2 separate regions of the Homo sapiens genome follow, and region 2 is linked to region 1. Evidence: read pairs that join two places in POLR2A ChIA-PET (ENCODE). Cell type or tissue: MCF 10A. All regions are shown on one strand. Each heading gives the region's core, and the rest is flanking DNA. Links, peaks and the distances in the headings are about the cores only. Region 1 holds the start of LOC105371796 (a long non-coding RNA gene). Region 2 overlaps MAP3K14 (mitogen-activated protein kinase kinase kinase 14).

Region 1 (15,603 bases), core at 3,902-11,901:
CCGCTAAGATTTGGAGGTCAATGTTTACCTCAGCACACTATAGCCTCTCCTGACCAATACACCAGAACAGGACACTAGATAGAGTAGGGTTCCACTCAGTTGGTTACTAACAAGGTGGTGCTCTCAGACATTTTGTTTTATAAACTTTACAGTGCTCCAGAGTAAGGATGGAACTGAAGGACTTTCTAAAACACAAGTTCCCAGCTGGGCGCAGTGGCTCACGTCTGTAATCCCAGCACTTTGGGAGGCCAAGGTGGGCGGATCACTTGAGGTCAGGAGTTCGAGACCAGCCTGGCCAATATGGTGAAACCCCATCTCTACTAAAAATATAAAAATTAGCTGGGCGTGGTGGCGGGCGCTATAATCCCAGCTACTCAGGAGGCTGAGGCAGGAGAATCACTTGAACCTGGGAGGTGGAGGTTTTAGTGAGCCAAGATTGCACCACTGCATTCCAGCCTGGGCGACAAAGTGAGACTCAGTCCAGTCTCAAAACAAAACAAAACACCAAAACACAACAACAAAAACACCACAAGCTCCCAGAGGCAGGTGGGAGAACACCAAGGGTCTTCATCAGCCCCCTGGGGAGCAGGAGCCCCTTGCCCAGCCTCCCATCCCAGGTTCCCCTCTGCCCTGCATCAAACTTCTCCCTGTTGCTGGTTTCTAGAGCTGTTCCCTCTCTGGCACAGCCCCTCTGTCTCCACCCCGCAGCAGCCGGCTTCCAGAAGCTAAAGCTCAGACACCACTGGCCCCTCCCCAGATGCAACCAAGTACCTGGAAGTCTCCCCACGCCTCACATTGTCTTTGCTTCACATTGTCTTTCAGATGAGTCCCTGGGGATGCGGAGCTCTTGCGATTCTGCCATCTGATCCTGCAATACAGGAAATCACCACTTTCTGGCCTCTGCTGACTGGAGAGCCAGTGTGGCAGGCAGGAAGCTCCAGTCTGGGCTGTCCACTGCCAGGTCAGGTCTGGGGAGAAGGTGGAGAGTCCCAGGCCCGAGATGGGCTCCTGGTTGGGGTGGGGAGGGCCAGGACAGCCAGCGTGTTCACTCCTCCCACAGACGGTTCTACAAACCCTCGTGGAAACTTTCTGTGCGGCTGGCCCTGTGCTTGGTGCTGTGGGAGCACAAAGGCAAGAGATCATGGCACCTGACTTCCAGGAGCCTCCATCCTGCAGGTCCAAGTAGGACATTAGCTGCAGAGAAACAGAGCAAAGGAATAAATAGCAGTCAGGGATTTTTCACTTGCAAGTGACGTGAACCCAGGGCCAGAGTAAGATCTATAGAGAGGCTGGGCGCGGTGGCTCACGTCTGTAATCCCAGCACTTTGAGAGGCTGAGGTGGGCGGATCACTTGAGGTCAGGAGTTTGAGACCAGCCTGGCCAACATGGTGAAACCCTGTCTCTATTAAAAATACAAAAATTAGCTGGGTGTGGTGGCATGCGCCTGTAATCCCAGCTACCCAGGACGCTGAGGCAGGAAAATCACCTGAACCTGGGAGGCGGAGGTTGCAGTGAGATCACACCACTGTACTCCAGCCTGGGCGACAGAGGGTGACTCTGTCTCAAAAAACAACAACAAAACAAAAAAAAAAAAAAAAAGGGAAAGAAAGAAAGAAAGAAAGAATGAACCAGCATGGCACATGTATACATATGTAACTAACCTGCACATTGTGCACATGTACCCTAAAACTTAAAGTATAATAATAATAAATAAATTAAAAAAAGAAAGAAAGAAAGAAGAAAGAAAGAGAGAGAAAGAAAGGAAGAAAGAAAGAAGGAAAGAAAGAAAGAAAGGAAGAAAGAAAGAAAGAAAGGAAGGAAGGAAGGAAGGAAGGAAGAAAGAAAGAAAGAAAGAAAGAAAGAAAGAAAGAAAGAAAGAAAGAAAGAAAGAAAGAGGAAAAAAGCCCTGATATAGCTCTGGCTGTGACTGAGTCACAGCCCCATACCTGAACTGATCCCATAGCAAGCACAGGGTTCAGAAGTGGAGGGGGTAGGAGAAAAGATGGGCTACTCCGACTTCGAGGCCTGGGCCTTATGAGCCTCTCTGGATCCTGGGAGTGGAATCAGCTTCTTCTGGACCACATGTCTGAAGGTGGGCGACAGATATTTCTCATGGAATATTGGAGTGTTTTGATCAGAAGGAGGAAGGATGCTGGGTAGGGTCACAACCAAGGTCTGCTGCTGGTGGGAGAATGGAATACGCCCTCAGAGAAGTATGAACCAAGGGCTGTGGGAATTCAGAAGAGGGAGATGTCATGTCCAGCTGAGGGGGTCAAGGAAGGCTTCATGGAGGAGGAGGCATCTGGGCTGGGCCTTGAAGGATGACCAGAGTTTGGGCATTGGATCTCTTAGGATGGGAGGAAAGGGCATTGTGGGCATAGGGAACAATGTGAGCAGAAACCTGGATGTAAGCCAGAGAGAAGCAGGGGCTGAAGCCAGATGAAGGAAAGGCCTCGAATGCCAAGCTAAGGGGCATGGATTGAATTTGTGGAGCCAAGGATGGGATCATCAGATCTGAGCCCCTGGAAACGCATACTACCCACTCAGGGGCCCGGCTCCCCACCCCCACCCCTGGCCTGCTCTGGGTGCCCACAGATCCCTTTTCCTTTCGTTGAGCTCAGACAAGTCTGGAGTTTTCCAATAGAAATGCTTACTCAGAAATGGAAGAAAAGTGAAAACAGAAAGTGTGATTACAGACCTTAGCTTTCTCCTGCCAAAGTAGACAAGCTTGGTACCTGTGACAGTCCCTCTTCTCTGGGCTGAACCTGCCCTCTCCCCTCTGCCTGCTGAGCCCCAGGAGAGGCGGGGGCTGTGCTGGGGGTAGACAGCGTGCTCTCCCTGTGGGACCCTCAGGCTCTCCAGGGTCCATTCCTGCCCTGCCCTGAATAGTACTTTCTCTGCAGCTGCCCTGGCTCAGGGCAAGGGGGGGCACCCCCAATTCTCACCCCCTAAATTCCTCCCCGACCCTGGAGCCACACTGCTCTTATTATGTCACCAGGAGGTTTTTCCAAGACGTCTGCTAAGAATCAGGTGAAAATCAGCTGAAGGCTGAGTCTGCGCCAGTTCTCAGCCCCTGAAGGGTGGGTAGGGCCATGTCCCAGTCAAAGGTGTGGACTGTGGATTCCACCTCTGTTGCTAAGATGGGACAGAGAAGTCCCATAGCCTCCCGGAGCCTCAGTTTTCTCTTCTGCAATAGAGAACTAATAAGCTCCAGCTCGTAGGATTTGTTGGAGGATTAAACAGTATCCCAGAAGTCACTTACAGGCATGGGACATGTCTGCAGTACGTGGTGACAATGAGGATGATGAAGAAGAAGATAATGGAGATGAAGGAACCACCAGGAGGGGAGACATGGACCAGCAGGGTCTTTTACTTTGGATTGCTCTGAGGTGACACCAGGTGTGTGTGAGTCCACATTGACAGGCTGGGCAGATGGATGGGCGGGGGGTCAGGACGCAGCATGGGGGCTGAGGGCAGCACCATCCCGAACCACACTCCTGGGCTCTGAGCTCGCCTCACGCTGCTGGACTCAGGAGAACCTCAGCATGAACACTCATCATGTCCTCTAGCCTGGAGCTTCCCAAATTAAGGAAGGGGTGGCCTCTGGGTCATTCCAGAAAGCCCTGTGATTCAGACCGTGCCGATGTTACCCTGGGTGGACTCCCTCAGCCTCAGCCTCCCTCATCAGTTAGGGGATCCCAATCAGACTTTTTGGAGGTCAGAGGCTGCCAGGAAAGAGGGCTTTTAACAAGGTTTCTACAAACCTTGAGATTGCTAGAAAGGGCCTGATGGACGGGGTGGGGCAGGCGGGGAGAGGGGGGAGGGGGAGGAAGGCTCAGGTCAGGGGTCACCAGGCCTTAATGATCCCTCTCAGCAAACTAACTTGAGGATGTATTCCAATTGTATTTGCTTATTTATGTCAGGAACATAAACTATTGCATTAATATATTATGCCTATTATAAAAATACGTATAAAACGAAAATTTTAAGAGATATCAATAGGAAACAAGTTAAACAAATGACGTCCCATGCATACAATCAACTATGACTGACCTATTTTTTAAAATGATGTCTTATAACTCGATAATAAGAAGACAAACAACTAAATGTAAAGATGGACAAAACAACCCAGGCGTGGTGGCTCATGTCTGTAATCCCAGCACTTTGGGAGGCCGAGACAAGTGGATTGCTTGAGGCTAGGAGTTTGAGACCAGCCTGGGCAACATGGTGAAACCCCATCTCTACTAAAATTACAAAAACTAGCCAGGTGTGCTGGCAGGCGCCTGTAATCCCAGCTACTTAGGAGGCTGATGCAGGAGAATCGCTTGAACCCAGGTGGCAGAGGTTGTGGTGAGTCAAGGTTGTGCCACTACCCTCCAGCCTGGGCAACAGAGCAAGACTCCCCCACCGCCACCACAAAACTCCCGCTGCAAAAAAAAAAAAAAGATGAAAGACTCTAATAGACATTTTTTTCAAAGAAAATATATGGGCTGGCATGGCTCAGGATATTGTGACACATGCCTGTAATCCCAGCACTTCAGGAGCCGAGGCAGGAGGATTGCTTGAGGCCAGGAGTTTGAGACCAGCCTGGTCAACATAGCAAAACCCCATCTCTACAAAAAAAAAAAAAAATTAGCCGATATAGTGGTGTGTATCTATAGTCCCAGCTACTCAGGAGGCTGAGGCAGGAGGATCTTTTGGGCTCAGAAGCTCAAGGCTGCAGTGAGCTATGATTGTGCCACTGCACTCCAGCCTGGGTGACAGAGGAAAACCCTCTCTCTCCTAACAATAATAAAAAAGAATGGTTAATAAGCACACAAAAATGTTCAATTTCAATTTGTTATTTGAAAAATGCAAATTAAAACCACAATGAGATACCATTTCAAACCCACCAGGATGGCTATAATCAAAAAGACAGATAATAATAACAAGTGTGGTGGAGAATGTAGAGAAAGTGGAAGCCTCATACATTGCTGTTGGGAATGTAACATGATGCAGCCACTTTGGAAAACAGCTTGGCAGTTGCTTAAAAAGTTAAACAGAAACTACCCAAGAGAAGTAAAAATGTGGCCACACAAAGACCTGAATGCTCATAGCAGCATTGTACATTTTAAAAACCCTGTAAATCATCCAAATATGCAAAAGCTGGTAACTGGATAAACAAAATGTGAAATATCCATTCAGTGTAATACTACTCAGCAATAAAAAGGAACAAACTGGCCGAGCGCAGTGGCTCACATTCGTAATCTCAGCACTTCGGGAGGTCGAGGCAGGTGAATCACCTGAGGCCAGGAGTTTGAGACTAGCCTGGCCAACATGGTGAAACACCATCTCTACTAAAAATACAAAAATTAGCCGGGAGTGGTGGCGCACGCCTGTCGTCCCAACTACTCAGGAGGCTGAGGCACAAGAATCGATTGAACCTGGGAGGTGGAGGTTACAGTGAGCCGAGATCGCACCACTGCACTCCAGCCTTGGCGACAGAGTGAGACTCGGTATCAAAAAAACAAAAAACAAAAAGCAAAAAAGGAACAAACTTCTTAAATGAGCTACGACATAGATGAACTTCAAAAATATTATGCTCAGTAAAAGAAGCTAGACACAAAAGACCACATATTGTGTGCTTCCATTTATATGAAATTTCCAGAAAACACAAATCTGTAGAGAAAGCAAATCTGTCATTGCTGGAGCTGGGATGGCTGTGAGGATTCACTGCAGATGGATCCAACAGGACTTTGGGGGATGATGGCAATGTTATAAAACTGGCTTGTGGTGATAGCTGCCCAACTCTATACATTTAAAAAAAAACTGTTGAATAGTACATTTACAATGGATGTGTTTTATGTAAATTATATCATATCTCAATGAAGTTGTTAAAAAAAAAATGAGGAAGCTTGTTAGGTACTGGTTTAGAAAGGTCTCCAAGATTTTTTTTTTCTTTTTGAGACAGAGTGTTGCTCTGTCACCCAGGCTGGAGTGCAGTGGCATGAACTCTGCTTACTGCAACCTCTGCCTCCCAGGTTCAAGAAGCGATTATCCTGCCTTAGCCTCCCCAGTAGCTGGGATTACAGGCATCTGCCACCATGCCCAGCTAACTTTTGTATTTTTAGTAGAGACGGGGTTTCAACATGTTTGTCAGGCTGGTCTCGAACTCCTGACCTCAGGTGATCCACCTGTTTCGGCCTTCCAAAGTGTTAGGATTACAGGTGTGAGCCACCACGCTTGGCCTCCAAGGTGTATTTTTAAATGGAAAAACAAAGCACAGAATACGCTACCATTGGTTTTTTTTTTTTTTTTGGTGTTTTTTTTGTTTGTTTGTTTTTGTTTTTTTTGTGATGGAGTTTCGCTCTTTTGCCCAGGCTGGAGTGAAGTGGCACAATCTCGGCTCACTGCAACCTCCACCTCCCAGTTCAAGCGATTCTCCTGCCTCAGCCTCCGGAGTAGCTGGTATTATCGGTGCCTGCCACCACGCCCGGCTAATTTTTCTTTTTCTTTTTCTTTTTTTTTTTTGTGAGACAGAGTCTTACTCTGTCACCCATGCTGGAGTGCAGTGGCGCTATCTGCTCACTGCAAGCTCCGCCTCCCGGGTTCATGCCATTCTCCTGCCTCAGCCTCCTGAATAGCTGGGACTACAGGCACCTGCCACCACGCCCAGCTAATTTTTTTGTATTTTTTAGTAGAGACAGGGTTTCGCCATGTTGGCCAGGCTGGTCTCGAACTCCTGACCTCAAGTGATCTGCCTGCCTCGGCCTCCCAAAGTGCTGGGATTACAGGTGTGAGCCACCGTGCCCAGCCCCACTGTTTTTTTTTAAAGAGGAACAGGTGTGTATATATAGACTATTATGCAGATTTATATTTATATGTTTATACTTACACATGCCTATATGGATTTGCACAGACGCTCTGGAAGGATACACGAAAACTGGTGAGACTAGGTGTTTTGGGTGAAGGAAGTGGATGGCTTGCAGGCCAGGACTGGGAGAGTGACTTTTGTACCTTTAAATTTTTTCTTTTTAATTTTGGTAAAACACACATAACAAAGTTTACCATCTTAGCTATTTTTTAAGTGTACAGTTGAGTGGTGCTAAGTACATTCGCCTTTTGGTACAACCATCACCACCATCCATTTCCAGAGCTCTTTTCATCTTGCGAAACTGAAACTCTGTACCCGTAAAAGAACTCCACTTCCCCTCTCCCTAGGTTCCTGGCACCCCCGTTTCTCTGTGAAGAAGCCTGCTCCAGACACCTCATATAGTGGAATCACACAGTATTCGTATTTCTGTGACAAGCTGATTTCACGGAGCACAATGTCCTCAAGGTTCACCCATGTTGTAGCATGTGACAGAAGCGCCTTCCCTTTTAAGGCTGAATAATATATGCGTGGGCCACATTTTGTTTATCCATTCATCTCTCCATAGATATTTGGGTTGCTTCCACCTTTTGGCCAATGTGAATAATGCTGCTATGAACATGGGTGTACAAATATCTCTTCCAGATCTTTATATCTTTATTTTATTTTATTTGTCGAGACGGGGGGTCTCCCTCTGTCGCCCAGACTGCCCTCCAACTCCTGGTCTCAGGCAATCCTCCTGCCTCAGCCTCCCAGCGTGCCGGGGTTACAGGCGTGTGAGGCACCGCTCCCGGCCGCTTTACATTTTTAAAGCATATGAAGGTACTACCTATTTGAAAATAAATTTAAACGTAAAAGGAAGAAATACAAATAAATACAAATGGAAGGTGTACAGTTTCTTCCCATATCCCCTACCAAGGTCCCAGCGGGTGGGTCCCCCGCAGGGCAGCAGCCGGCTCGCCCGCGCAGGGGGTCCCTGCTGAGTCACGCGCAGCGGCTCAGCCCGGAGGTGCCCTCGCCTGCCCGCCGCCCACCCGCTCCCCGCCGATTGGCGAGGCCGCATTCCTGCGCGCTGCCCGCGGCCGTCCGGGTGACTCACGGTGCAGGCAGCTCAGGAACGCCCGCTCGCGGGATGAGGCTGCGGCTCGCCCGGCCACGTCCTGAGGCCTGCAGCCGCTGGTTTTCCTATTTGGAAACTCCTTAGACGTCTCCGCTTCCAACAAGCTGGTCTCCTCCCTGGCCCCCAGCAGGCAGGGAAGCCTGCGGAGGAAGCGCCCTCTCTCTCTGTGCGGGGATTCTCAGGCCTGATCTCCTAAGGAACCACGTTCTCCTCTCCTCAATTCCAGATTCCCCAAATGCCTGAAAACCGAGCTTACAGGATGGCGAAATCTGACCTGAACCAACCTGAGATTAAGTTGCAGTTTCACTTATCTGGCTGCACGTGAATACTTACATGTTTGCTGATGGAAAAAAAAAGAAAAAGAAAAAAAAAGTACATGTTTGATTACAAGAATGCGGTCCCAGGTACCCTGAGGGTGCCATTCTATACACGCACCAAATTGTTTCTAAAATCTAAAGAATTCTGAATTCCAAAGCACATCTGGCCCCAAGGTTTTAAGTAAGAAACTGTGGGTCTGTGTTATACCCATTTTACAGAGCAGCCCGGGCTCAGAGAGGTCAAGTCACAGCCGGAAACAAGCCAGTGGGTCTAAGCCCGAGTTCCTGTCTTCCTCACGGGGCTGCACACAAGGCTCTGCCTACCCTGTCTGTCCCACTCCCTCTCCTGTCCTTCCTCTGGGAAGCTCTCCTTGTCCACTACAGCCAAAGACATCATCCTTCTTGGCAAACGACCTTTCCCCTCCTGGGTCACAGAGCCAATGCCTACCACTTACAGGCAGTTGTTGGGAGACAAGAAATCTCAAGTGACTAAGCCCAGACTCAGGGCTCCAGCTCCCCAGGCCCTAGCCTTGGTTTGGCCACTTTTCAGCTGTGTGACCTTGGGTAGGTTACCTAGCCCTTCTGTGCCTCAGTTCCCGCATCCATAAAGGGGCATAATAATGATACCCCCAGCCAGGCGTGGTGGCTCACGCTTGTAATCCCAACATTTTGGGAGGCCAAGGCGGGAGGATCACTTGAGGTCAGGAGTTTGAGACCAGCCTGGCCAACATGGTGAAACTCCGTCTCTACTAAAAATACAAAAATTAGCCGGGTATGGTGGTGCGTGCCTGTAATCCCAGCTACTCTGGAGGCTGAGACAGGAGAATCACTTGAACCTGGGAGGCAGAGGTTCCAGTGAGCCAAGACTGTGACATTGCACTCCAGCCTGGGCGACAGAGTGAGACTCCGTCTCAAAAAAAAAAAAAAAAAAAAAATGAAGGAGGCCTCAGCCCACCCCAAGCCACCCACATTCTCTCCCCATTTCGCTAGTGAATGGAGCAAGTTGGGAGGTGGTAGGTCTAGCTGCGGTGAGGCCCAGACAGGTCATGGTGGATCCGGGCTGACCCTACCCTCATCTTTAAGAACACCTCCTGGGCATTCGTCCGGCCAGCCGACTGCTTTTGGGAGCTAAGAGAAAGAGCTTGAGGTGAATAATCTTTCTGGTGATGCTGGGAGAGCAGAGGACCTTCAAGATCACCTGACCTGACATTTGGTGGATGAGAAAACTGAGTACTCAGGAGGGAAGTGACCTATGAAAGTCACAAAAATCTTTCCTGGTGCAGCGGCTACCAAAAGCCAGTCCAGAGTCCCTGCCCCACCCCCACCCCTACCCCCTGGGTATGGTGTTAGAGGAGAAGGACCCAGTGAATTCAGGACCTGGGAGTTCACAGCCCTCCCCTTACCCAGCTGGGAATCCCCACTGGGAGCGGGGGTCATCTGGGAGGCCTCCTTTCTCCCACATCCCCCACGCAAGTTTCAGTGTGTTTCAGGCCCTGGGCTGGGGCCACCAGGCCTCTGTCTGCCTCCCTGAACAGGAGAGCCACTGAACGTCAACCTCAAACGAATGAGAAAGCTGGCCTTGAACAAGTTTCACTTCCCAAGGGCTGTGGTGGCTACAATCTGGGCAGCGGCATCCCCAGTGCTCTCTTGCCAGCTCCTTGCAAAACCCCGCCCGGCTCACTGAATGCAGGACCCTCCTTCTCCCTTCTCCCTGGCCCCAGGGACTGATCCAGGCCCCCAGCAGGGGAGAAGGGGCCTCCTGAGCATGTACCTCTCCAGCCCATAGAGCCCCCCTTCCAACCCAGCAGTTCCCCAGCCTCTGCCTGCGCAAGCTGGGGTGTCCATGCCAGATAGGACAACACTTTGACCTTCCCAGCATGTCTCCTCTCTGTTCCATCCCCATCCACACATCCACCGCCTTAGCAGAGACCCTCTCCTCTCTTTCCCTGCAGCCTGGCAGCGTGTGGAGTCCTAGTGTGTAGACTTTGTCATCAGACACCCCACGTTCACCTTCTGATGCCACCACTCCTAGCTGTTTGGCAGTTCTAAATGTCTGCAAATTATCTGGCACTCCTCCCGTCAAGAACTGAAGTCTGGCCAGGCACAGTGCTCACTCCTGTAATCCCAGCACTTTGGGAGGCCGAGGCGGGCAGATCACTTGAGGTCAGGAGTTTGAGACCAGCCTGGCCAACATGTCGAAACCCCATCTCAACTAAAAATACAAAAACCAGCTGGGTGTGGTAGCGTGTGCCTGTAATCCCAGCTACTTGGGAGGCTGAGGTAGGAGAATCACTTGAACCTGGGAGGCGGAGATTGCAGTGAGCCAAGATCACGCCATTCTACTCCAGCCTGGGTAACAGTGAGACTTCGTCTCAAAAAAAAAAAAAAAAAAGAAAAGAAACTGAAGTCTGTGTCTTTTCTCCTCAAAGCCGGCACAAGACCTTTTCTCCTGGGTCTCTCTGGCTCTTCAATCCCAAACCCTTTGCTTTTTATAAGCCCTCAGACTCCCTCAGGGCGGTCAGCATTTGTGGAGTCATCTTATTTATTTATTTTGTGGATTTGGCAGTTACATGGGAGTTGTATTTCTATTTTAGTCAGTATCTTTAGATATTTCATTTTAGGAAGACATTTATTTATTTATTCATTTATATTATTTATTGATTGATTTTTCTTTTTGTTGTTGTTTTCGTTTTTGTTTTTTGAGACAGTCTCGCTCTGTTGCCCAGGCTGGAGTGCAGTGGTACGATCTCGGCTCACTGCAACCCCTGCCTCCTGGGTTCAAGCAATTCTCCTGCCTCAGCCTCCTGAGTAGCTGGGATTACAGGTGTGCACCACCACGACTGGCTAATTTTTGTACTTTTGAGAGATGGGGTTTTGCTACTTTGGCCAGGCTGGCCTTGAACTCCTGACTTCAAGTGATCTGCCCACCTTGGCCTCCCAAAGTGCTGGGGTTATAGGGGTGAGCCACTGTGCCTGGCCTATTTATATTTATTTTGAGACAGGGTCTTGTTCTGTTACCCAGGCTAGAGTGCAGTAGCAGGATCACAGCTCACTGCAGCCTGGAACTCCTGGGCTCAAGCGATCCTCCCATCTCAGCCTCTGGAGTTGCTGGGACTACAGGTGTATGTAACCATATCCAGCTAATTTTTTAAATTTTTTTTGTAGAGATTGGGGGGTGTCTCACTATGTTACCCAGGCTGGTCTTGAACTTCTGAACTCAAGTGATCCTCTTGCCTCAGCCTCCCAAAGTGCTGGGATTACAGGCGAGAGCCACTGCGCCTGGTGGTCTGTGATGTTAAACCACGTCAGCTCTTTTTACTATTTAGCTCTCTCCCCTATCCCCCCCCATTAGAGTGTGAGCTCCATGAAGGCAGGGAGGTTTCTTTGCATTGTAATCTGCTGCATCCTCAATGCCTACAACAGTGCCTAGCACATAATAGGTGCTTAATAAACATTCCTTGAATGCATAAGTGAATGGATGCATAACGTGCCCACTACTGTGGGGCCAAAACCAGCTGTAGACTGGGCACTGCTCTCTCCTCTGTGAAATGGAAGCTGTGGCACTGCCTACCCATCAGGGGTGTGGTGAGGTCACTGGAAAGGGTGACCTAATACGTTGCTAATGCTCAGATGGGGATTGCTGGGAGTGTTGCCTTTCTCAGTTGTCACAGGGCCACTAGGCGAGTCCCTCCATCTGGAAAGACAAATCCAGGCTTCCTGTTGCCCCTGGCCCAGACTCCATGAAGACACAAAACCTGTGAGCTTCCTTAGAGATCCCATACTCCCTCCCTGTTTGTACTCCAATTCCAGCTCTGGCCCACTGATCACTTGTTGAAATCCTGGAGTTTCAGGACCAGGCTTCATCCCCTTTATCCCAGGGTCTATCCCCCCTCCTGCCCAGCGCTGGAGAATGGACAATGAGTTGTTCAGAGCGTCCATTGAGATCACCTGATGAAAGAAAGAAAGAAAGGAAGGAAAGAAAGGACAGGAAAGGAAAAGAAAAAGAAAAAGCCAAGACGATGGATCACACAGCCAATGTCTTCCCATTTCCTGCCCAGAAGGTAGGAATCTCATGCTGAGCCTATCAGGACAAAGGAAATGCTGACGTTAAACAGGCCCCACCTGCACACACAGACAAGGTAGCGGTGGCCCTCTGGGAGGCACCTGCTTTCTCTTCAAACAGAGCAGAGAATGAGGGGGTCCTGGTGGCTAATACAGAGCCCCAGGCTCCCCCAACCCTCCTGACGGTTGAAGAGCAGTTTCTGTGCCGTTAGGTGGCACCTCTCTGGTGCCTGCAGAGATTATCTACAAAGGAGCAGGGCTGAAGGGATGGGGCCTGCCCCCTGTGCCTTTCAGCTGTTTACACCTGGCTCTGCCCCAGAGTGTAGAGGAAGGGAGTGAACTGGGGGAGACTAGTGTTGTTGGCCTGGAAAGACCTAGGCAAAACTCAATTTGAGCAGTTTAGGGGTTAAAGGCCGTCCTAGAAAAGCTAGCCTCTGCTAACAGCTAGTTAACTTTGCACCCTCCTTGGGACCCTCCCTCCCTCCAGTGTTATCCTCCCACCATCCCCACATCCTTATCTTACCCCCACCTCTCACTCCTGGCCCTGGGGGGAAGCGTCCCAGCAGCCCTGTTCAGAGGAAGCACCTCGTTGCCAGGACGTGGAGGTAGGCCAATTCCAAACCCTTCTTCCTTCAACCCTTGGCTGCTGCTGCTTTTTTTTTTTTTTTTTTTTTAGAGGCAGGGTCTTGTTCTGTCACCCAGGCTGGAGTGCAGTGGGGTGATCAAAGCTCACTGCAGCCTTGAACTCCTGGGCTCAAGCAATCCTCCTACCTCAGCCTCCTGCATAGCTAGGACTACAGGCACATGCCACCAGACTCACCTAATTTTTTTCTTGAGGTGGAGTCTCGCCGTGTCGCCCAGGCTGGCGTGCAATGGTACAATCTTGGCTCACTGCAACCTCCACCTCCCGGATTCAAGCGATTCTCCTGCCTCAGCCTCCCGAGTAGCTGGGACTACAGGCGTGTGTCACCATGCCTGGCTAATTTTTGTATTCTTAGTAGAGACAGGGTTTCACCGTGTTAGCCAGGATGGTCCTGATCTCCTAATCTCGTGATCCGCCCGCCTCAGCCTCCCAAAGTGCTGGGATTACAGGCGGGAGCCACCACGCCCGGCTACAGCTAATTTTTAAACCATGTGTAGAGACGGGGTTCTTACTATGTTGCTAAGGCTGGTCTTCAACTTCTGCCTCAAGGGATCTTTCCACCTCCGCCTCTCAAAGTGCCTGGATTACAGGTGTAAGCCACCTCGCCCAGCCCCTCGGTTCCTCTGAACACACCAACCACCCATGCCCCTGCCAGTGCTGGTGCCCCCCACCTCCCAGCCACTCCCCCTCACTGGGGCACCTTTAGCTCCTGGCTCACTGCCTGTGGTCCACCCAGCCTCATTCAAAATGACTCTAACATCCACACGGTGCCTCGTCTGCATCCTGACCTCCTCGCCTCCAGACATTACTTTCTCCACTGCACCCAGCTGTCCACTCCCACCGTCACATCCTACACCTTGTCCTCTTTTCTCACAGCACCATCCCTGAATTTTTACCCTGACCACACCTCTTATCCTTCCAGTTCTCTTTCTCTGGGGCAGGTTCCTTCTAAAGTTCTACTTTCTCTCCGGCCATCCAACCCCCCCTTCTTTCCCTCCTTTTCCACCTTGGGGTCCCTGGTCTACCATGTTGATTATTGTCTTGCAACAGCCCCAGCTCTTGTTTCTTGCTCCCCTTGTCGTCTTCAGCTGGCAGAACCTCACTGTGGCAAAGCCAACTGTGCACTTTTCCCCCGGCTGCACCAGGGAAGCCGAAGTTGCTGAGCCTATCTCATAGCCAGGCTGCCTGATGGTGCACATTAACCTGAAATGCACGCATGGCACTGCCTGGAAGCTGTTCCACTTTCTTGCCGGACACTGTCAGAGCTGATCGAATGTAAGAGGTGAAAGAGAGAAGGGATGCAGAAATTAGAAATTTCTGGCTGGGGCAATAGAGTTCTAGTAGTACCATTTTCTGAAATGATGGGGAGAAAGCGGTTTGGAAGAGAAATAATGGCTTCCGCAGTTGGTTCCACAGTTTTACCTCCTACATAGACCCTAAGCTAATGCCAGTCTTTCTGCATCCTCTAACTCTAGCTTGGCCCCATGATCTTGTTAAAATGTCAACCAGAATGCATCCCTCACCTTTGTAGAGGCTTTCTGTGGATTTGCATCTCACTGCAGAATTAATCCAGATGTCTACAAGCCTTTCCCAGTCTGGCTGCTGGCTCCTACCTCAAACCTTCCACTTCCCACTTCACCCCCATCAAACATTCCCATTCTCCGTAGACACCGACCACCTTCCTCTCCTCCTCCAGTGCCTGAGCACTGTCCCACCCAGGACCTTTGTACCTGCCGTGTTCCCTGCCTGTCAATGATTGCACAAATAAAGGGATGTGTGGATGGATGGATCCCTTTCTCTAGGGATGCTGGTACTGGATGGAAAATCACTCTGGAAACTGCCTCATGCTGCACATGGTAGGTGTTTTGCCCTGGCACCACACCTGACACACAGTAAGTGCTAAATAAGTGCTGATAAATGAACTTGTGTCACACGAGGCGGGATTTAGGGTGTGTAGGAAGTGTACACAAAGAGCCAGGGGCAGTGGGGTCTCAGAATAGGAAGGGGGTGAGGGAGGGTGAGGGCTCCCACTGCCCGGCCCTGCCCTGCCTGCTGGGCACTCCATCCTCCGACTGTCTACTCCAACTGCATCCCATCCCCCTCACACATCCTGCTGGTTCCCTGTGCCAGGCCTCTGCTCACCAAGGACCTCCATCCTAGAATGCCTTCAGAAGGGCCAGCTTTCACGGAGCCCTCCCAAGCTAGCTCAGCAATTGCCTGATTCCTTTGCAGTTGTTGATTAAACAGCTACTGTATGTTCACCATGGTCCTGAGCATTCATAATTGGGGAAACAGCTGAGGACAAGATGGAGGGCCCTGCCCTCATGCAGCTCACATTCTAGTGGGACAGAGCAAACTCACCAGAAATCAAAACGTCAACCTCCTCCAGGAAGCCTTCCCTACCCTTGTCCCCAAATCTCTGGTCTCCCTCAGGCCCTATGCCCCTCCCCCACGACACGCACCATCCTGTACTGTGAATTTCTCTCTGTATCTGACTCCGCGTGGGAGATAAGAAGACAGGGTTCTTGCCGTTTCCATCTTATTCTGACCAGCACAAGGCCAGCACTTGGTGGTAACTGTACCTGTGGGTTGACTTCCACCGGTGGAAAAG
Region 2 (15,603 bases), core at 584-8,583, 79 kb before region 1:
ATGCGCTACCATGCCCAGGGAATTTTTGTATTTTTAGCAGAGACGGGGTTTCACCATGTTGGCCAGGATGGTCTCGATCTCCTGACCTCGTGATCCACCTGCCTCGGCCTCAGAAAGTGCTGGGATTATAGGTGAGAGCCATTGTGCCCAGCACTTGAACTCTTGTTTCAAAAAATCATCTGTGGGGGAATGCAGAGCCTGGGAACAGACTCAGCCCCACCCTGGCTTCCTTTCTACCGGGCCACCAAGTCTATCTGTCCCCTCCTTTTCTACCGCCCGCATCCCTACTCGGTGCATCTCCCAGGAGAAAAGGCACCAGCAGGTTTCTCCCATAGAGGACAGTGGAAGGCCCCCCCCACCAACCCGGCCTGCGCTCACGGTCACGCAAGAGTGGGAAGCAGCTTCTGTTCCCAGCACCCTCCCTGTTGATGGGAAACGAGGGGGTGCATTAAGGACTCTGAGGAGAATAAAAATAAAATGTCAAGTTGATGTGGCCCAGAGGCAGTCAGCCACAAGCTGTGAAAAGCCTTTGAAAAGCTTATTTGGCTGAGAGAGCGGCTCAGCCAGGAAAGCCTGGGTGAGTTCCAGGAGCTGAACCACAGGTGCTGAGGGAGGGAGCCCGGGGTCAGCAGGAGCGGCCCAGGCAAGTGCTGGGGACGAGGGCGCTGGGTCCAGTCCCCACCTTCCCACTCAGGCTTGTCTCCCCTGCTTACCTGTACTGTTTGGACCCAGCGATGAAAATGCGTTCTGAAAAGGTGGGGCTGAACTCTTGGCTATTCTCACCTAAAGCAAAAGGAGTTGGATTAGCAGAGAGGAGAAAAAATAGGAATTTAGCACTTAGGGGAGAGACATTTTACAGAGATCCCCTCTGGCGCCTCTCCTTCCCCTCCTTTCCAGACAACCCCTGTCTGGCAGTCACCTCCCCACCAATGCCTCCTTCCCGCACTGTCTCTCCCCAGCTTCTCAGCTTACTGGTCAAGAGCAGACCACGGCCTCAGCCACCTGCTCTGAAATAGCCAAGCCTATATTATGGGGATCACAGGGCGCCCGCCTCACTTCCTATGAAGCTGAAGTGAGATGATCTACAGAAAATGCTCAACACAGTGCCTGGCTCATAGGAAAAACAGCTATTAGGTATTTATATATGTGTGTACATATAAGTGTGGATATATGTGTATTTTTTTAAAACAATTATTATGTCACTCTCTGTATTTTAGTTTTTATTCTCTCATCTCTCCTCAAAAACCAACCAGGAGGAAGTGGGAGACGAGGGCAGGATGTATGCGTGTGGAGAAATGACAGCATGGCTGTCCAGCTCTCCAGGTTCCACCCCAAGAAGCCTCCCGGGTTGAGGGAAGGCGTTGGAGAGAGAGGACTCCCGGCCCTACCCAGGCCTCGTGGGAGTTTCTGTCTCCAAGGGAAGCCACCATTACTAGTCATCATAAGGTATCATGAGTAGAAGAAGAAAGGACCAGACTAGGTCTCACCCTGCAGCAGCCTGCCGCCCCAGGACTGGCCCAGCAGGCTCAAGAGCACGGTGCTCATTCCTGGGGGTGGGGCCACCTCTAGGTGGAAGATGGTGAAGGCCCTACAGGCCCCAGTGGGGCTTTCCAGGAGACCTGGCCTTTCCTGTCTGGAGCCTCTCCAGACACTGGGGCTGCTCAAGGTCACAGCAGAAGGTTGATGGCCTGCTTGATGATTCTGCAGAGTCCCGAGTGCTCGTCTGTTACCTCTCTTCCCCTGCTCCAGTCACGATGGGCACAGTCTCCCCTTGCCACATCCACCATCTGTGCACTTTTACAACCCCACTTTCCATGATTCTCGGCACAGACCTCTGGTTGTGTCTCATGAGAATCTTATCTAGCAGTGACACAGACCTCTCTCCTCCATAGGGAACCCCTGGGCCCAGCTACCCACCTGCAGGCCCACCCACCTGCCCCGTGCCCACAACAACCCTAGGCCCCTACACTCAGCCTGGGCGATGATAGAGATGGCAGCTGGCCCTGCCTCGGAGCCTTCCTTGGCTGTGCCCTTGGTAATCACGTCATTCAGGATCTCCCACTTTCCGCAGAACACAGGGCTCTTCTCCACGGCCTCAAGCTTGTAGACGGAGCTCTGTTTCTTCCCCAGTGGCGGCGTCTTCTCCTTGGCTTTGGGGAGTTCCTTCTGCTGCCCCACTGCTGAGCCAGGGGCACCTGGGCAGGCCATTTCCATCACTGCCATCTCCCAGGCTTGTGCTCATCCTGAGAGAGACCAAACACAGAGCAGGTCACTTAGAATCCCAGACCTGGGAGAACACAGGTCAGCCTTGGGTTGGGGGAGAAAGGCAGGGGCAAAGGGTCTCTGCCTGTTTATGTGTGCCTCTGCCACACATACTCATCCTCCAAACATCCTCAATGGTAACAGAGTCCACCTCTCAACAGCTACACGTTCCACACGGCACAGTCCCCCGGTCCTCCCAGTACCACAACATAAACAGCCTCCTTCACTGTGTCCAGCAAGGATGCCAGCCCACTCCCTCTAGGAGAGCTGTGGCACAAATGTCTGGGTTGGCTCTTTCTTGCCTTTATGATGGCTCGATCTTTTTCTGTTGTTTTATGGCAAACTTTGTTTCCCCAGGACAGGGTGGTGAATCCCAGACTCCAAAACCATGGCCTCACTGACCCCACATAAGCCTTTGGAGAGGACCTGTTGGCACACACCATCCACAGCGACTTTTCTCCAAGTGGAGAGAAGCAAGGTTCTATTCTGTTCCCTAGTAGGAGGTAGATATCTGTGTGTGTGTGTGTGTGTGTGTGTCCTACAAAGTCTAAAACTCAGCATGCAAATGGTGCTCAGCACGTGGTTCCTTGCCCAATGCGTCTGTTTGTGGCTCTCCAGAAGGAACTAACATGCTTCCTCCTCTAATGTCCAAACTCATTGGCTGAAAACTTCTAGGTATCATTTTTCATTCAGGCAACATCAGGAGTAGAATTTATATTCAAGGCCCTAACACGAACCTATACCTCTAGAAATAAAGAATAAAGCATAAGAATTCACGTCTCTCTGGGTTCTGTCTTGCCCAGCCCTAGGAAGCTGCAAAGAAGAGCAACCCAGAGTTGCCAACAATCTGTGCAAACAGCCTGCAGACTGGAATTGGCAAAAAAGAGAAGAGCACTGATTTGAGACTGTTACCATTTGGAAACCTTTTTAAAGGCTGGGAGTTTTTAAAGGGCAGGGCCCCTCTCAGGCATGACTTGCTTTAGAAACAGCCTGAGAAGGTCCCAAATGCAGACAGATTTTTAATAACTGCTCTCTGATGGTAGGTTTGTCTTAAAGCTGCTACCAGCAGAAATCATCTTCCTTGCTATAACTCTGTGAACCCTGGATCACTTCTCTGCTTCTGGGGCAGACAGGTACACCATCTGAAGCTGAACTCTAAGGCCTCTGGCCTTTTGCCCTGTGAGGCCTGAGGACTGAATGAGATGGTGGGAAGCTGAGGTACTAGGTTGAAGCATTCCTCCTTCTGAATCTGCCTCACTGGTCTTCCCACCTCGATGGCTATGAAAGGCTCTGCCAGCTTGGCTGGCGGGTGTGGTGGGGTTTGTTGTTCACTATTGATTAGTTCCTTGCATCTCTGTCTTTAAGGGTCTCCTAGCTCTGAACTTGGAGCAGCTCCAGCTTCCTGCAAGGATGCCTGGATTTGGTACCAAACGCCAGATGCTGAGGAGGCTGAATGGGTGGCCTCACTGTTACCTGAGGATCTTAAGAAGTCTGAGGGGGCCGGACATGGTGGCCCATGCCTGTAATCCCACCACTTTGGGAGGCTGAGGCAGAAGGATTACTTGAGCCCAGGAGTTCAAGATCAGCCTGGGCAACATGGTGGAACCCTGTCTCTACAAAAAAATACAAAAAATTAGCTGGGGTAGCTGGCCTGTAGTCCCAGCTACTCTAGAGGCTGCGGTGGGAGGAATGCTTGAGCCCAGGAGGTTGAGGCTGCAGTGAGCTGAGATTGCACCATTGCATTCTCCAGCCTGAGTGACAGAATAAGACCCTGTCTCTAAAAGAAAAAAAAAGTCTAAGGGGTGTTCTGACATCCAATTAGGCAAAAGCCCTTCAAGGCTGGCTATGCTTCTTGTAACTGTACTTTCATCCCACCTCACACCTCCCCACCCCACTCTACCTCCAAAAAAGAAACTGACCTAAGCCCAGAGCCGATCCCACTGTTCTCAGCCTCTTTACCAGGGGAAATGAGATCTTAAGAACAGACCAAAAAGTCTCCAAACCTAACAGCAGTAGGGAATGCTCACAGGGAGCTCGATGTGAGCGTGACCTCCTCATTTCTATTTGAAGAAGCTGAGGCCTAATTCAGTGGAGACTTGCCCAAGGTCACCCAACCCACGTGTGACAGGACATGGCCAGGATCCAGACCCTAGGTTCTTTAGGCTATGATGCCCACTCCCCAAGCTCCTGGGTTACAGGCAAATGCAGGAGGGCACACTAAGGTCCTCCCTGGTCAACAGGCTCCTGAGGGAAGAGGTGGGGCCCTGCACACAGTGCCTCCCCAGTGTATAGCACAGGGGCCACAGACCACGCAACTGACGCTGGCTGAACGAGGGACTCAAAGGACAAAGATTGCTTTTCCATAACCTTTGGAGACAGGATGATCCCGAATGCTGAGGAGGAAGAGAGAGTCCTGCCTGATGAATGAGAAAAATGAGGCCAGGTGGTGCAGTTGCTGCTCTGAGGGGCACGTGGCTATTAGAGATCTGGCTGTGTGGGGGCTCTGATAGCCTGTCTCCGCCTGGCATGGCCCAACGGAGGCTTCTGGATAGGTCATCCTGAGCTAGAACTCCTCCAGAGGGGGTGCAGGGCATCCCGAGTCCCAGAGTTGTCCTTTCATATTGGTGTTAGGTAGGCAGCTGTCCAGCGCCCCTCTGTGAGCACACCAGGCTCCCCTCTTCCCAGAGAAGTGGAAGCTGAGGCTGAGGCAGCCACGCTCAGAGACTCCTTTGCAGTTCCCCGATGACTCATCCAACAGCCTGGCAGGCAGACAGTAACAAGGAGGCTGTTGAGAAGCTGACCCAGCAGATGGCAGCTGAACTTGTGAAGGACATGGGGAAAACAGGCTGACCCTCACCTCTCAGGGGCACAAATCACGGCCTGGGAGCTGTAAAGCTCCTCCTGTGGCTGGCTTTTCTGTGCCACATCACCATGACTCAGACCCTCACCGACAGCCTCCAAGTTCAAGAGGCTATTCTTGGGACACTTTGGCCTGACAGTGGCTCTCCCCAAACACCACCTCCCACACAGACACACATGCACACACACACATGCACACACAGACACACACACATACGGATGCACTTGCTCCCTCCCTCCTTTCCTAATTCTATCTGGACTCTGGTCTACAAAAATCATGGTTCTGTACTAAGTCCAGGACTACTGGCCAGGGGGCCTTCCCAGCCCTGGACTTTGGTCTCTGGCTGTCACCCCAGCTCATGGCCCTAACACTTTGCCCCTTCTCCCTCCTGCAGCGTGTGGGGAGGACGAAGTGGGAGCCAGTTATGTCTCTGCCTTTGAAGGCAAGTCAAACTCCTGATTCATTCCTCAGCCTAGACACTCTCCTCAGCTTATTCACGCCCCAAAGGCATTGGGCCCTCTACTCTCTGCATAAGAGTTGAGGACACGAGCAGTGGCAACAGCCAAACCCACATGGCTCACCCATAAGCCCAAGAAATCAGAAGAGGAAAGGAAAGGAGCAGAATTCACTCCATATTCTTTGAGGCCTGATGCACAGACACTGTTGGTTCTTTCTTCTGTGATGCCTCAGTGACCTCCTGGAGAAGCCTGGGGGATAGGAATGATCTGGACAGTACCAGATCAACCTCTGGGCATAGCTGTATGAGGAGTTCTTAATCTAGGTTCAAGGATGGATTCAGGGAGAAAAATGTAATTTGCATTTTTCCAGGGAAGACTTGGTCCATAGCTTTCAACAGATTCTCCAAGGATCTGCCATTCCCCAGAAGGTTCCTCTAGTCTCCCTAGAAAATCAGGGCCGGGCTAAATGCCTGATTCTGGCTCTATTCTTCCACTCCGAGGAAAAGCTCTCCAATGCAGCAGTTTCCAATCTGACCACAGATTAGAATAACCAGATAAGTTCTTTAAATGCATTCCTCCTAGGCCTGCTGAACCAGTCACTGGGCATTAGGCCCAGAATCTGTACTTTTGACAAGTTCTCTGGATGATTCTGATGCCAAAGGGCCAGAGACTGCCACCTGACCCCTGCTCTGTACTCAAGGCGACACTGTCCAAAATGGTAGCCACTAGCAACATGTGGCTATTTACATTTAATTAAAATGAGGTAAAATTTTAAAATCATTTCCTTGTTACACTAGCTACCATACTCAACAGTGCAGACAGAGAACATGTCCAGCATTGCAGAAAGTTCTATTGGACAGTGCTGTTCTGAGGTGATGAGAGCGGTGTTTTCTCTGACAGTAAAATTTCTGTTCCTAGGATTCTGGGGCAGGAATGGGGTTTACAGTAAACAAATTTTTGATTCACTGGAAGATACAAAAACAATGTTTTAAATGTTAATCTTCACAGATGATAACCTTTTTAGAATATATCATATTTCATTCAGTTCCCTGTTTTAGCAAGTACAACATAGTAAAAATTCCAGACTGGGAACCAGAAGCTATGGGTTCTAGCCTTAACAATTTTTTTTTTTTTAAGAAGAGCAGTGGGACCATTTTTGTCAAATGAAATCATACCTCATCTCCCAATAACTAAAAGAACCAGATGCATGCAACTGGCATGTAACTCACATTTGAACCCGCTGCCCTGGCTGAAGGAGCTCCACATGCTCAGTGTCCCTTCATCCACCGAGGACCTCTACAAAATCCCTAGTTCTCCAAGAAAAGAGTTTGGAAACCAGCGGCCTAGGAAATCTTTTGAGGTTCCTTCTAGTTCTGAGAATGTAGCCCATCTGTCAGGATTCTTTGAGGGCTGGACAACTCCAACTCAGAATACTAACTGTCGATACTTACAAAGTACCTACTGTCATCTCATTTTCAGACATGAAGATATGGCTTAGGGAAGTGTAGTAGCACACCAAAAGTTACGCAGTTGCAGGTTGCAGAGGTGGGGTTGAACCTAGACTGCTGCCTCCTAAGCCGACATCTAAACCTTGAGCTAGCCACTTCTTTTAACTTCTCTGAGTTTCTTCTCTTAGCTCCTTCAGAGCTGTTTTGAAGACCGAATGAAGACGAGTACATGAAATGCCAATCAGGTTGCCTGGCCAACAGAAGAGGCTAAATGAATGTTCATTCCCTTGTCTGTCACCAGGCTACTAAAAGCCATCACTGAGAAGATGGGACTTCTCTGTTTCAGCACCATATAGCCAAGGTATCTTGAGCCTTACCTAGTTCATGCAATGCTTGGAGCCTTGATTCTCCATACACGAAAGGGAAATAAAACTCTGTCTTACAGGGCCAGCTTGAAAATGTCTACAAGGGGCCAAGGCAAATCCCTCTCATGACTATTTCATCTGGAAGTAAAAACTTGTCCTTCTCTGAATGCCCAGAGGGGATAAATAGCAGAAGTAGAATGACTCAACTTCCTTAATAAGATATTGGTTGAAAACCAATCTTCTCCCAACTTCCTCTTTTAAGTCTTCAGCTTGCCTGGCCACCAGGCCACAATAGGCAAACCTCTGCCTACTCAAAGTGCGGGGCTGGGCTGGGTGCGGTGGCTCACGCCTGTAATCTCAGCACTTTGGGAGGCCAAGGCAGGAGGATCACTTGAGACCAGCAGTTTGACACCAGCCTGGACAACATAGTGAGACTTCATCTCTACAAAAAATTAAAAAATTAGCCAGGCATGGTGGCACACGCCTGTAGTCCTAGCTACTTGGGAGCCTGAAGCAGGAGGGTTGCTTGAGCCTGCAGTGAGCCATGACTGCACCACCGCACTCCAGTCTGGGCAACAGAGCAAGACCCCATCTCAAAAGGAAAAATAAAGAAAGAAAGAAAAGGAGGGGAAAAAAAAAGAGGGAACCAAGGGCAAGTATCAGGCAGAGCAAGCTGGCCTGGCAAAACAGCCATCTGGCGAGGCAGACTCAGAAGTCCCCATACATGCTCATCCTGACTCCCCTTTCTACCCTTTCTGCCCTTCCTACAGCCCTTCCCCCAGTTTGTTCCAGACTGATTCCTTCACTTGCCCGAGCAGGGCAGCACTGGGCAAGCCTCTGATTCTCTTCTTCTGCCCACCCTGTTCCTCCCATAGGGAGTGGCTGCTTGCCTTCCTCCCTTATCAATGTCTGCCCAGATCTCACCTATCCTTTAAGGCCTATCTACTCAATGAAGCCTTTTATGGTAGGCTTCTGCATCCACCCTATAAACATTCAATGAGTGTCTCCCAAGTGCCAGGGAATGTAATAGCCACTACCGTCCATAAATGTCTTCTGTGTATGGGGCACTGTGCCAGGAACTCTATCTGCCTTGTTAATGCATTCCACACCAACCCTGCAAGGTTGGCAATATTATCTCCAATTTTACAGATGAAGAAATTAAGGCTTAGAGAGGTACATTACCTACAGGAATAAATGAGGCTCAATTTATACAGTTAGAGCATCCAACATGGAGTTAGGGCTCAAGCCAGGACACTCTTGGCCCATTCTCTTAGGACCCAAGGATCTCTAGTTCCTTCCTAGAATAAAATCTGGTTGGCAGAGGCATCTAGAACATCCAGGAACTGAGCAGTATTACTACCCATGTGGATATTACTACCCCTAGCATCTGCCCATCTACTGTTGGTAATAATTCCTTAGCCCAGGTAGACAGGAAGCAGACGAAGATCCCTTACTGATGAGGGGTCTTGTCAAGTCAGGGCTGAATCAGCCATCAATTTGTCAGACTTTTAGTTCAGTTACGCCACTAAATCCTGTTATGTTATGTGTTATGACTTAACTTGATGGTTTTAACAGGTCGTTTCATTTTCTTGAAACAATCAAACAAATGCACATCTAATACACACATACACAAACAGGAGTTCTAGGTAAGGTGGCACTGCCTTCACTGAAAGAACCACTGAAGGATGTACTTTGCAAAGAAAAAAGTAAATAGGAAAAAGAAACAATGGTAGGCACAGGAACTCAAACAATATGTTGGTCAATTTAATTAACAGTTGAATATGAGAAATTGGTTTAAATCTTTTTTTTTTTTTTTTTTTTTGAGATGGAGTCTTGCTCTGTCGCCCAGGCTAGAGTGCAGTGGCACAATCTTGGCTCACTGCAACCTCAGCATTCTGGTTCAAGTGATTCTCCTGCCTCAGCCTCCTGAGTAGCTGGGATTACAGGCATGTGCCACCACATCTGGCTAATTTTTGTATTTTTAGTAGAGATGGGATTTCCCCATGTTGGCCAGGCTGGTCTCGAACTCCTGACCTCAGGTGATCTGCCTGCCTTGGCCTCCTAAAGTGCTGGGATTACAGGCATGAGCCACCATGTCTGGCCAGTTTAAATCGTTTTAAAACATGAAAATCTAGACACCAACAATAAGGAAGATGGGTGAAATGGGTTGTTCAATGGGTAAAAAGTAACATGATCCTTGCCTTTTTGGGGACTTTATGTACAACAACTTTTAAATTTTATTAGAAAAAATTACAGTTAGTATGTATGTTGATTTAAGAGTAATGACTAAAATAATAGAAATACAATTCAGACCAGAAGAATAAAGGAGGAAAAATAGAAAATGCTGTCAATCTGATACAAGGCAAGGCAAGGAGGAAAAAAGAAGCAAAAAGGACAATAAATATAAAATAAAAACACAAGATGGCAGAAATAAGGCAAAATATTAGCATGTCATTAACCACAGTACATGTGAGTAGATTACAAAACAGCAAACCAGATTGGATTTTAAAAGATCCAGCTAGATGCTGACTAAAAGAAACAAAACAAAATTATCCAGAAAAGTTGGAAATAAAGACATAGAAAGAGATGTGCCAGGCCAATATTAACCACAAAGAAGTAATATTCGTATCAGACAAAATACTTAAGACAAAAAGATATAATCACTTCTAGGCACCCGATAAAGAGCCTCCAAATCCAATGACTGGAGGCAGGCTGAGGCTTTATGTTGAGTAAGGTCTTGGCCCCAGAGTGTCCTGTCTAGCTGCAGAGCAAGGATCTTATGCGTGGCAGTTCCTGGGCATGTACTAGGTCTGCTGGGTGTTGGGCCCCGTGCTGAGTGCTGGCAGTACACTGAGGAAGAAGACACTGTCCCTTGAGGATCTTACAGTCTACTGGGGGAAACAGACAAGAAGTCAGAAGAGTTCAGTACAATACAGGGATGCAATGACAGAGATAGACACACAGCAGATGTGACGGGAACACAGAGCGACACCTAGTCCAGCCCAGGAGGTGATGCCTGAGCTGAGTCTGAAGCAGTGAGCAAGACCTGCCCAAGAAAAAGGAGAGGGTGTTCTGGGTAGAGGGGATGGCAAAAGGTAAGGCACAGAGGTGAGTCAATGCAGCAATCACCAGCAGCTTGAAGTTGTCAGTGAGTAAAGCGTAAGTCAGGCAGTCCCAGGAGAGGAGGCTGCAGATGAAGTTCAGCTATCAGACCATGGACACACGCTTGATCCTCATATACCCCCAGGGTTTAAATTCTCAGATGAGTGAGCGGGGTATAATTCCACATTCCTCCCAGACTCTTGGGGGTAAAGTTCCAGATGGCAGAAGCTGCAGAGTAGGGGCAGATGGCACTGGCCAGGCACAGTGCCTCATTCCTGTAATCCCAGCATTTTGGGAGGCTGAGGCAAGAGGATCACTTGAGCCTGGGAGTTTGAGATCAGCATGTATAACATAACAAGACTGTGTCTTTATGAAAATAAAAAAAAAGAAAAAAGAAAAGAAAATCCTGCCATTGGTACAGAACCCCCACCCTGGCCTGGGCTAACAATCTGACAAGTGACAGGCTTCTGAAAGGCTTGCTTCACTCTCTCCCTCAGGCGGAGAAGGAGAATGGCCATGTGATCCCTGGGACATAGAAACAGATGTCTGAGGAAGGAGGAAGGGGCCTTACTGGGGCCTGCACTCAGGCACTGTGAGTGAAACGCAGCTGGAGGAACCTCAGAACTGGACTCATTGGCCTGCTTGAGGCCTGCTTCCCAGGAGAGTAATTTCTGAATAAGCATTTCCCATTAAGGAGGATATGAAATGTGAAGGTACATTAATCATTAAAATCTTACAGATCAATTATTAAAAAGAAACAAATCTGACATGCCCTCAAAAACTCAGTCTCGGCCAGGCATGGTGGCTCACGCCTGTAATCCCAGCACTTTCGGAGGCCGAGGCAGGTGGATCAGTTGAGGTCAGGAGTTCAAGACCAGCCTGGGCAACATAGTGAAACCCTGTCTCTACTAAAAATACAAAAATTAGCCAGGCATGGTGGCGCGTGCCTGTAATCCCAGCTACTCAGGAGGCTGAGATGAGAGAATTGCTTGAACCTAGAGGTGGAGGTTGCAGTGAGCCGAGATCGCGCCACTGCACTCCAGCCTGGGCAACAGAGCGAGACTCCATCTCAAAAAAACAAAACTCAGTCTTGCTGCCAATCCCACAGGTCAAACTGCAGGGTAAATACAATTTATGGGGTAAAGTTTCTGACTGTCCTGCAATTACCACCACATGCCTGATGATGGCTGGCCGGCCCTAGCCGTGCAGAAACTACTGTCTATAAGGCCCCTTCAGATGTTTAGGGCAATTCCCTCGCATCTATTCTATTGGCATTGGTCTTACCCACTTCCAGCTTCTCTCTGACCTCCCACCCTGGCGCTGAGCTAATCTTGAAACATCGTGTACTTAAGACAACCTCAAGCTCAAAGACATCTGCTGGCTCTGCACTGCTTATGGGCTCAGTCTCAGCTCTGTGGTCCATAATCTTTTTGGCCATTGTTTCCCCAAACATAGGGTTTGGCTTTGGCCAGTCTGATCTCTCTACAACCCCTTGGCTACTCAACTCTCCAGGTCCCATGTGTGCCATGCTGTTGTGTGGGCCACCCCATACATCCTGCTTGTCCTTCAAAGGCAAGGCTCAGCCTCTACCCAGGAAGTTCCTCCCATCAGCTCCACTGTACAACGGCCTCCTTTTCTGCCTGCCCACAGCACCTTGTCTCCTCTATCCTCATCCTCCTCCTGGTCCTGACACCCCCACTCCCTTTTACTCATTCAATGAAACAATGTAGATGAAGGAACTCTGGGAACAATAAAGCATCATAGCAAGTGAAGATACCCACTTTTTGTGTGCACAACTCACAGAATTGCAATCTAAGTAGGGAACAAATTAAAAAAAACAGAAAAAAGCATAATCAAAAATGTTTAGGGCTGAGCATGGTGGCTTATGCCTGTAATACCAGCACTTTGGGAGGCCAAGGCAGGAGGATTGCTTGAGTCCAGGAGTTTGAGACCAGCCTGGGCAATATAGTGAGACCCCATCTTTACAAAAAAATACAAAACTTAGCTGAGCATAGTCACACGTGTCTGTAGTTCTAGCTACTCAGGAGGCTGAGGTGGAAGGATTGCTTTAGTCTAGGAGTGCAAGGTTGCAGTGAGCCATGATTACGCCACTGCACTCCAGCCTGGACAACAGAATGAGATCCTGTTTCAAAAAAAAAAAAAAAGCCGGGTGCCATGGCTCACGCCTGTAATCCCAACACTTTGGGAGGCCGAGGCAGGCAGATCACCTGAGGTCAGGAGTTTGAGACCAGCCTGACCAACACAGAGAAACCCCGTCTCTACTAAAAATACAAAATTAGCCAGGCATGGTGGCACATGCCTGTAATCCCAGCTACTCAGGAGACTGAGGCAGGAGAATCGCTTGAACCTGGGAGGCGGAGGTTGCAGTGAGCTAAGATCATGCCATTGCATTCCAGCCTGGGCAACAAGAGCGAAACTCCATCTCAAGAAAAAAAAAAAGTTCACAGTATTTCTATAACAGTAAAAAAACTGGAACAAAAAAGTCTAATTACAGGGGAAGGATAATTATTAAATAAATCATGGAACATCCATTAAAAATGTTTATAAATCATTTTAACAATATGGAAAAATGGGATATTAAATTAGTAGAAAGAGGATACAGAAGCATATCTAAAATACGACCCTATATACATGTGTCGGTATATTACAATGATATTTATAAAAATGCAGATACCTAGGACATATAGCAATGGTTCTCTTTTGGTGGTGGGCTTATGGATGATTTAATATTTCTTTTTATACCTTTCTAATTTTTCCACTTTTTCAGTGAGCACATATTAGTTTTCTCAGTTCTCTTTTTTTTTTTTTTTTTGAGATGCAGTCTCACTCTGTCACCTTGGCTGGACTGCAGTGACACGATCTCAGCTCACTGTAACCTCTGCCTCCCAGGCTTAAGTGATCCTCCCATTTCAGTCTCCCAAGTAGCTGGGACAGGTGCGTGCCACCACGCTTGGCTAATTTTTTGTATTTTTGGTAGAGACAGGGTTTTGCCATGGTGCCCAGGCTGGTCTTGAACTCTTGAGCTCATGAGATTCACCTGCTTCAGCCTCCCAGAGTGCTGGCATTACAGGCATGAGCCACTGCGCCCGACCTTGGTTCTCATTTTTAACAGATAATGTTTCTAAGTGGTTAAAAAAAAAAATACAGAAGGGGTGCCATTGAAAAGCATGAGTCCTTCCCTCCATTCCTATAAGGGGATCCCCGTTAACAGTTTCTTGTATCTCCCTCTACTGATTTTCTCTGTAGGTATTACTTTTATTCATTTTTATTATTGTTATTATTTTTATGAGATGGAGTCTCACTCTATTGCCCAGGCTGGAGTGCAACGGTGCGATCTTGGCTTACTGCAACTTCCGCCTCTTGGGTTCAAGAAATTCTCCTGCCTCAGCCTCCTGAGCAGCTGGGATTACAGGCGCCTGCCACCACACCCGGCTAATTTTTCTATTTTTAGTAGAGACCGGGTTTCACCATGTTGGCCAGGCTGGTCTCAAACTCCTGACCTCAAGTGATCTGCCTGCCTTGGCCTCCCAAAGTGCTGCGATTACAGGCATGAGCCACTGTGCCCGGCCAAGTATTACTTTTTAATCATGAAAACAACTAAAAAAGAATCTCTTGGCATGGGATGAGAATTTAGGAAGCATTAGGTCCACACTTGAGATTGGGGCTTTATAAATATGTGATGAGCTGGTTTCTCCAACCGTGTGCGCGCACATGCACACACATGCAAGCACAAACCCATGTGTGGGCAGGAAACTTCACCAGAAAGTCTGTGGCTCTTCTGTTCTGCTCACTGAGTTCTGGCAGCTGGGCCGCAAAACAGAAGGCTGGAGATGGGCAAGCTTGTCCTTCCTGGTTTTGGTTTTCATTTCATTCCCTCCCTTGTTCTCTGCTGAGGACTGAGAGTTTTATCAGTTGTGACTCAAGAAATAGGAAGGTGCTCAGAAGATGCGGACTGTTTCCTGCTTTGATTTATCGAATGGCAAATGCATGCGTGGTTACAGGCCCGTGCTAGTGCTGGATGGACCACATGCCCCTGGGCAAGAGTGGCCCCCCAGAGTGAAAAACAGCAGAAGTGGACCAGGGAGAAAAAAACCAGCCCTTCCTCCACTGCTTGCGCAAAGGGGTGGGAATCGCAGGGTTAGTCCTAGTCTGGGAAACCCAAGGGAGGACAGTTTTCCTAGCTAGCCTCTCCTGCCTTTCTTATATGTGATCTTTAACCTTGCTTAAAAATTTTTTTTCAGGCCAGGTGCAGTGGCTCATGACTGTAATCCCATCACCTTGGGAGGCCGAGGTGGGTGGATCACTTGAGGTCAGGAGTTCAAGACCAGCCTGGCCAACATGGGGAAATCTCGTCTCTACTAAAAATACAAAAATTAGCTGGGTGTGGTGGTGGGCACCTGTAATCCCAGCTACTTTGGAGGCTAACGCAGGAGAATCACTTGAGCCCAGGAGGTAGAGGTTGTAATGAGCCGAGATTGCACCACTGCACCCCAGCTTGGGCAACAGAGTGAGACTCCATCTCAAAAATTTTTTTCCAATACCAAAATAATTGTTCATTGTAAAAATGTAAACAAAACAAAATTGTATATAGAAAAAAAATCCCGGCACCGTCCCGTCCTCTCTGCAACATAAAAAACACTTAAGTTTCATGTAAATCCTTCTAGTTCCAATTACTATACATATATAAACATATAGTTTGGGACTTTTTTTTTTTTTTGTATTTTTAGTAGAGACGGGGTTTCACCGTGTTAGCTAGGATGGTCTTGATCTCCTGACCTCGTGATCCAGCCGCCTCGGCCTCCCAAAGTGCTGGGATTACAGGCGTGAGCCACCGTGCCTGGCCTAGTTTGGGACTATTTTTAAAAGAAACATGGATTATACACATGTAATGTCATACAAATTGTATCTTTCACTTAAGATACTATGAATACTATTCCATCTCAGCACATTTAGATTTATTTCTTTTCTTTTCTTTTTTTTTTTTTTTTTTTTGAGACGGAGTCTCGCTCTGTCGCCCAGGCTGGAGCGCAGCAGCCCATTCTTGGCTCACTGCAACCTCCGTCTCCCGAGTTCAAGTGATCCTCCTG

Evidence for each region. ChIA-PET counts read pairs that join two places held together with the same protein. Peaks named below come from ENCODE experiments on the same cell type or tissue, not always from the same donor. Only the 100,000 strongest peaks of a DNase experiment are listed, where the experiment ranks them.
Region 2: POLR2A ChIA-PET joins it to region 1 with 38 read pairs; 20 of 35 experiments call an interaction of 5 or more read pairs at or near these places.

Annotation. Positions count from the first base shown.
Region 1 is chr17:45,363,913-45,379,515 of GRCh38, forward strand. LOC105371796 (a long non-coding RNA gene) reads right to left here and starts at 2,610. Exons shown (of 3, transcript XR_934786.3): 1 at 1,947-2,610; 2 at 772-868. RefSeq lists enhancers at 7,307-8,506, 7,456-8,104, 7,851-8,145, 8,105-8,754, 9,413-9,985 and 2 more. In MCF 10A, for the core only: no CTCF peak of the experiment used is centred there; DNase peaks (open chromatin) are centred at 7,389 and 8,069.
Region 2 is chr17:45,288,523-45,304,125 of GRCh38, forward strand. It overlaps MAP3K14 (mitogen-activated protein kinase kinase kinase 14), which reads right to left. Exons shown (of 16, transcript NM_003954.5): 2 at 1,968-2,243; 3 at 714-783. The coding sequence starts at 2,223. Among named protein-coding and RNA genes, the nearest start is that of MAP3K14, 21 kb to the right of the region's middle. RefSeq lists silencers at 1,949-2,152, 4,961-5,255, 11,437-11,486 and enhancers at 4,961-5,255, 7,165-7,224, 10,517-10,666, 14,407-14,456. In MCF 10A, for the core only: no CTCF peak of the experiment used is centred there; DNase peaks (open chromatin) are centred at 5,139, 6,179 and 7,589.